2 separate regions of the Homo sapiens genome follow, and region 1 is linked to region 2. The links are chromatin contacts, found by Hi-C or POLR2A ChIA-PET in ENCODE. All regions are on one chromosome and are shown on one strand. Each heading gives the region's core, a stretch centred on a gene start or an enhancer-like site at or near the end of the contact. The rest is flanking DNA. Distances are from core to core; before and after follow the strand shown.

Region 1 (2,700 bases), core at 102-2,601, 200 kb after region 2:
CACCCAGTCCCAAGTAGTCAGTCTCTAAATGCTGAGACCTCTGAGAAGGCAGGAACTTTCTGGAACTATTGTGTTCATTTTAAACTTACAGATTCTGCTGGCTTGCATTTTATTTTATACTAACTTGCCTACTATCCCTTTAAACTGCCTGTTCTCTCCCTCATCTCTCTTTAAACGAAAAATAATATCCTATAAAACAGAGCAGACAGACAGCTGTGCACTACTGCGTAATCCATCTTTCTAAAATCCTCACACTTGACACAGAAGCCAACTCTCATTTTAGATGCTTGGAAATAGAATCAAGAGCAAATTCTAGCATTCTGGGTGGCTAGGTTGAAAGTACACATGGCAGTTCTCAGAAGGGTGATGGGGCCAGCGTCAAGAAATGCTCTGTTCTTACCGATCACACCCTTCATCCAGATCTTGACAATCACACAAACAAGTAGCCACGTGGTTCTTTTCCCCATTCCGATCTATGTACTCGCAGCAGCACAGGGGCTCCAATTCAGGTTCTTCGGTTTTCTTTTTCTTCACAGGCTTCATACTGCCCTTCTGTGTCATGATTTGCACCTGTCACCATGAGGCGTAAGAAGCCCTCAGAAGGTAAAGGTGGAAAGAACACAACTTACATCTCGTAAATAGGTCCACGCCTCTCTCTCTCTGCTTAACCTCCAACGCCTGAGCAATCAAAAATGAGAAGAGAGAGGGGGAGGGGGTCCCGTTTTCATCAGGCTTCTGTGGCTCCGCCTGGCCACACAGGGGGCTCCAGGGTTCTTGGAGGTCTGAGCTGCCTTCACCGCCCCTTCCCAGCCTGGGCAGGCGCCGTCTGGGCACCAGCCGTTCCTATGGCGACAGCCGACCACGCGTCCGGGACAGCCGGGGCGCGGGCGGTTGCGCTCACCTGCGGGTGCAGGCTGGGAGGGCCGAGCGGTCTCCGCTCCAAGCCTGGGCGCTGGTGGGAACTCAGCCTCGGGGCTATAGGGAAAGGCGAAGCATATGCCCGCTAGCAGCGGCTGACACACCAGGCTCCCTGGCAGTGCTCAGGGGTCGCGGTCCAGCCCAACTGGTCGGGCCCCTTGCAGGGTGCGCCTCTCCCGCCCCCGCCAATCCGGAGGACGTGGGCGGGCCTCGCGCACCACCCCGCCAGGAGAATGACCTTGGAAGGGAAGTTACCTGCCCTCTGGCCGGAGGTGCAACTGCAGCCAAAGAGGCGGAGGGGAGATGGGTCGGCTTCCCCGGAGGCACAGACGCGTCTCCCGATCTCTGCTACGCGGAGCCCCGGGCGTGACGGCAGGAGTCTCCGGGACCCGGGCTCCGCTCGGCCGCTCCCTCGCCGCAGCCGCCCACCTGTGACCACAGCCCGCCGCGGCCCGGGCGGCGCGCCCGCCTCCCCGCGCCGTCCCAACCGCCCCTCCGCCCGCCCGGCTCGGTGCGCCAGGTCCACGCGCGCTTCCGGGTGCCCCGCCCCCGGCGCCGGGGTTCCCCGCCTGTCCGCACGTGCGCCGCCCGCCTCCCCGCGGTGCCCGCGGGCGAGGCTCCTCCTCCTGGCCCGCGGCCCTGGCGCCGGGAAGGGGAAAATCGGCTCCCGAGAGCGCGTCCAGGAGGCAGGGGCAGGAGGTGGGTCCCGCACCTCCGGCCTGCCCCGCCACGCCACGCCCCGCCCCGCCCCAGAGGCGGCAGCCGGGCGCCGCCGGTGCCTGCGGGCGGCGCGCCGGTGGGACAGCCTCCGGAGCCCCGGGGTGCGGACGAGGTGCGGAGACGGAAATACGGGAAACCCGGGAACCCGGAGGATTTCCGAACTACGTGAGACCGTGGAGCCGCCAGCCTTCATTCAGACTCCGGCAACAGGCGGTGAGGGAGCTTTCCACCGCAAAATGTTATCCAAGTACCTCCCCCAGTTTCGCTGACCTTCTCTTAAAGGCCCATCACTGCTGCCGGATCTGTTCATTTAGCAACCTGTTCGTTTCATGATTTCTGGCTAGCAGCCTTTACATTGGACCAGCAGGCCTCGCTAGTACTTTTGTTCCAGTCGTCTGTGTATTTGAGATGAAACTGCCCTGAGATGAGAGTCCTTTTTGGGTTTTATTATTGCACAAAATTTCTTTAAAGAGTGTGGGCCCATGTACACGTTTCACTACCGCAGGCTTTCTAGTTTTGTTTTTAAGTAGAAAAAGAAGAAAAACTACAACTCAGAAATTTTCAATTTTATTAATATTCAATTTACGTAACAGGCTCAAATTTTATTAATTGAATTCTGCATCCATACGAATTTAGTCTTAATTTATAAAGCAACTTACTTCGATACTCTTCCTTGAAGTATGTTATAAAATACAACGTTTAAATAAACATCACAAAAATATTGTTTGTCGATCATTTTTGTGACTTTAACAGAGAAATCTTCAAGTTTATAATCCACTCATTCTTGCTTACAGCCAGACACTACATAAATCCTTACCAAAACAAAACAAACCCAGGTAGGTTCACTGTTACCCCTAGGTATGCTTCGTTGGAATTCACCCAGAGAAACCCATTTTCCCTCTAACGGAGTCAATACTTTCATTCTCTACAGGCATCTCAAAAATGACTATAATAATGCCATGTGGCTTTGGGGACTCTGGAGAAAAATGAAACATTTAATTAAAGGCAATAGTTGTTCAAACAGTAAGAATGTATACACAGTTTATATATAGATAGATAGAT
Region 2 (2,700 bases), core at 93-2,592:
AGCAACAATAATAAAAATAGTTAACATTTATTTAGCATGTACTATGTGCCAGACACTAAGAACTCTTCATTCATTATTGCTAACCTTCACGACAACCCAGAGAGAGAGATGTAATACCCTCACTATATAAATAAAGGTGCTGAGACTAGAATGGGTAGGTGAGCTTGCCGAGATCACACAACTGGGTGGTGCAAGAGTAAGGATTCAGGCAGCCTCTGTCTATTACAGCACACTCCCTTACTCAGAGATGCTGAGGTGCGAGTCTGGCTCTGGGCTCCCTAGCTATAGAGTCACACTGCCTGGCTAAAAATCCAGGCTCTACAGTTTAATAGCAATGTGACCTTGGGCAAGTCAATTAACCTGTCAGAGCCTCAGTTCTCTTATCTGTTTAGTGGAGATAATAACAACTACCTCAAAGGGTTGTTAGGAGGATTAAATGAATTAATATTCGTAAAGCACTTCAAATAGTGCCTGTCACATAGAAAGTGTCATGTACATTTTTGGTGGATAAATAAACAAATTTAATATTACCTGATATCAGGAGGAAGGGGAAGACAACCATAAACTCACTGATATGAACAATCACTGATCCCTTGAGCTAGCACAATAATTATGACAACAATAACAATAATAATACCGTCTTTTGAATGTTTAGTATTAATCACTGGGCACTGTGACTTAAAAAAAAAAAAGGTTTACAGAGAAAATATCATTCAATATTCATTACAGCCTTTTCGGGCAGAAATTATTATCCCCATTGTACAGATGAGAAAATTGGATCTTAGAAAAAACAAACCACTGGCCCATGGCTACACAGTTCAGTGGCAGAGCCGGGATTCAGAGCTGATCAGTCCGTTTCTCATGCCCGCGGACTTAATCACCAAGCACACTGCCAGTGCTGGGGTCAGCGGAGTCATCCACACCAGAAACGGCCCAGGGAGCTAAGAGCTCAGACACAAGGGGAGGGTCCCTGGCTCAGGGTCTGCAGGGGCGGCGCGCACAGTGCGAGGCTGGCAGGTCCGGACCTGGGAATACCGCCGCGAGCGCAGCGGCCAGATGTTCAGAGGTGGCCCTGGGCCAAGCCTCTCTCTCCCGGCCAAGCCCAGCCCAGCCCTCCGGGTGCTTTGGCGCGGCCCTCGCCTGCAGTCGGTCACGTGCAATCGCTCCGAGAGGAAGTCAGAGGCTAAGCGGTCGGCCTGGGTGGGAATGCAGGGTCCCTGCAGGGTTCCAGGAAGCAGGGCGCCGGGCTTTCCCTCTCTGCCTCCCCACAGAGCCTGGAGAGCCCCCAGGTGAGCAGTGAACTTCTCACCCCAGCCGTGCTGGCAGAGTTCTTGCTGCATTATAGTGCCCTCCGATGGCCAATTCCGGTACAGCCTCCCTGTCGCAGTCGGCTTATGACAAGCGGGGGCCTCATTTATTCTAACAGTTTAATCATGTTTAAAAAAGAGCAAGAAAAAAATTACTGTAACAGTGTTAAATTGTAGTCTTGTCTCTTACTTCTTATCCAAGTGAACAAAAATCTTTGTCACAGAAGTTTTCCCTAATGCAGACTTTCTCAAAACCTGTCTAATCATAAGATGCACTTGCTTGTTAAAAATACACATTTCTGTTCTCACTGATATGTGGGAGCTAAGCTATGAGGATGCAAAGGCATAAGAATGATACAATGGACTTTTGGGACTTGGGGGAAGAATCCCCAAGGAGGGGGATTCGAGAGAGGACTTGCATCAGATGAAGGGGAGTGGGGTGAGGGATAAAAGACTACAAATATGGTACAGTGTATACTGCTTGGGTGATGGGTGCACCAGGATCTCGCGAATCACCACGAAGAACTTATGTAACCAAATACTACCTGTACCCCAATAACTTATCGAAAAATAAAATAATTTCAAAAAAGAAGAAACAAAAATGCACATTTCTGGGTTCCACTTCAGAAGTACTAAATCAAAATCTCCAGAAACTAAGCCTGATATTCTGCATTTTAACAGGACCCCCAGGCAATTAACAGAATCGAGCGAATTGAGGAAACTCAGTTGTGGGCGCACGCAGTGCTCTGCAAGCGGTAACCACCCTTGCCATGCTGACTTCACTGAGGAAGCCCTTGTCCCCCACAAGAACTCAGAGAGCTGTCGATGCCCTCGAGAGGGAGGAGGGCACTCAGGAGAAACACACCTCAGAGGTGGGAGACATGGCTCTGCCACAATTTGCTGCAGAACCTTGGGCTCATAACTGACATCCTTGCATCTCTGCTTCCTCCTTTATGGGATAGAGCCAGGGTTCCCTACACTTGTTGGCCCACTTCATTAATGGAGCCTCCAGGGAGTTGCTGAACATTATAGCATATTTAGGAAAGTATATAACTCTCAGTGGTCTGCTGAAGCCGGCTTATCATGGCTAGCGAGAGCTGATTGGCAAAATTTTAGAAACTTTTTGCATCAGTTATTAAAGCTTTGGTGGTAGCTTAAAATAGGCCATGGTGGGAGTATTGACACCACAGAAATTGGCAAATAATACAAATTAGGGCTTTTTGTAAACTACAGAGCCTGTTGTTAGCCATTTACCAGCACACCACTGAATACACAGAAGGGTCAGGCTCTTTTACATCAAAGGACATTATGCAAGTGGAAGGCCTGGAGAAAGTGAGTTACAGTATTCCTTCCCCTCGCTGTTCAGTCATGGCAGCAGCAGGACTCAAGGCTC

What was found. Hi-C counts contacts between places; a loop is a spot of excess contacts on that map. ChIA-PET counts read pairs that join two places held with the same protein, here RNA polymerase II (POLR2A). Pooled maps may share reads with other maps.
Region 1: a map of endothelial cell of umbilical vein shows a loop between it and region 2 (2.0-fold over the local background). The contact joins the promoter of ZDHHC23 here to the enhancer-like site in region 2. A Hi-C loop is called at or near these places in 3 of 168 maps with a recorded cell type or tissue (MCF 10A, endothelial cell of umbilical vein and heart right ventricle) and 9 of 50 pooled maps. POLR2A ChIA-PET finds 5 or more read pairs at or near these places in 3 of 52 experiments (A673, AG04450 and Panc1).

Annotation. Positions count from the first base shown.
Region 1 is chr3:113,946,664-113,949,363 of GRCh38, reverse strand. ZDHHC23 (zDHHC palmitoyltransferase 23) reads right to left here and starts at 1,351. Exons shown (of 5, transcript NM_001320466.2): 1 at 1,174-1,351; 2 at 401-678. The coding sequence starts at 561. GRAMD1C (GRAM domain containing 1C) reads right to left here. Exons shown (of 18, transcript NM_017577.5): 18 at 2,190-2,700. RefSeq lists silencers at 769-868, 1,219-1,718 and an enhancer at 1,433-1,933.
Region 2 is chr3:114,151,258-114,153,957 of GRCh38, reverse strand. The region is part of intron 3 of DRD3 (dopamine receptor D3); the gene reads left to right. Among named protein-coding and RNA genes, the nearest start is that of DRD3, 26 kb to the left of the region's middle. RefSeq lists an enhancer at 1,018-1,551. Within about 2 kb of position 1,342, at least 10 of the 41 ENCODE cell types and tissues checked have a DNase peak (open chromatin) inside an H3K27ac peak, as active enhancers do.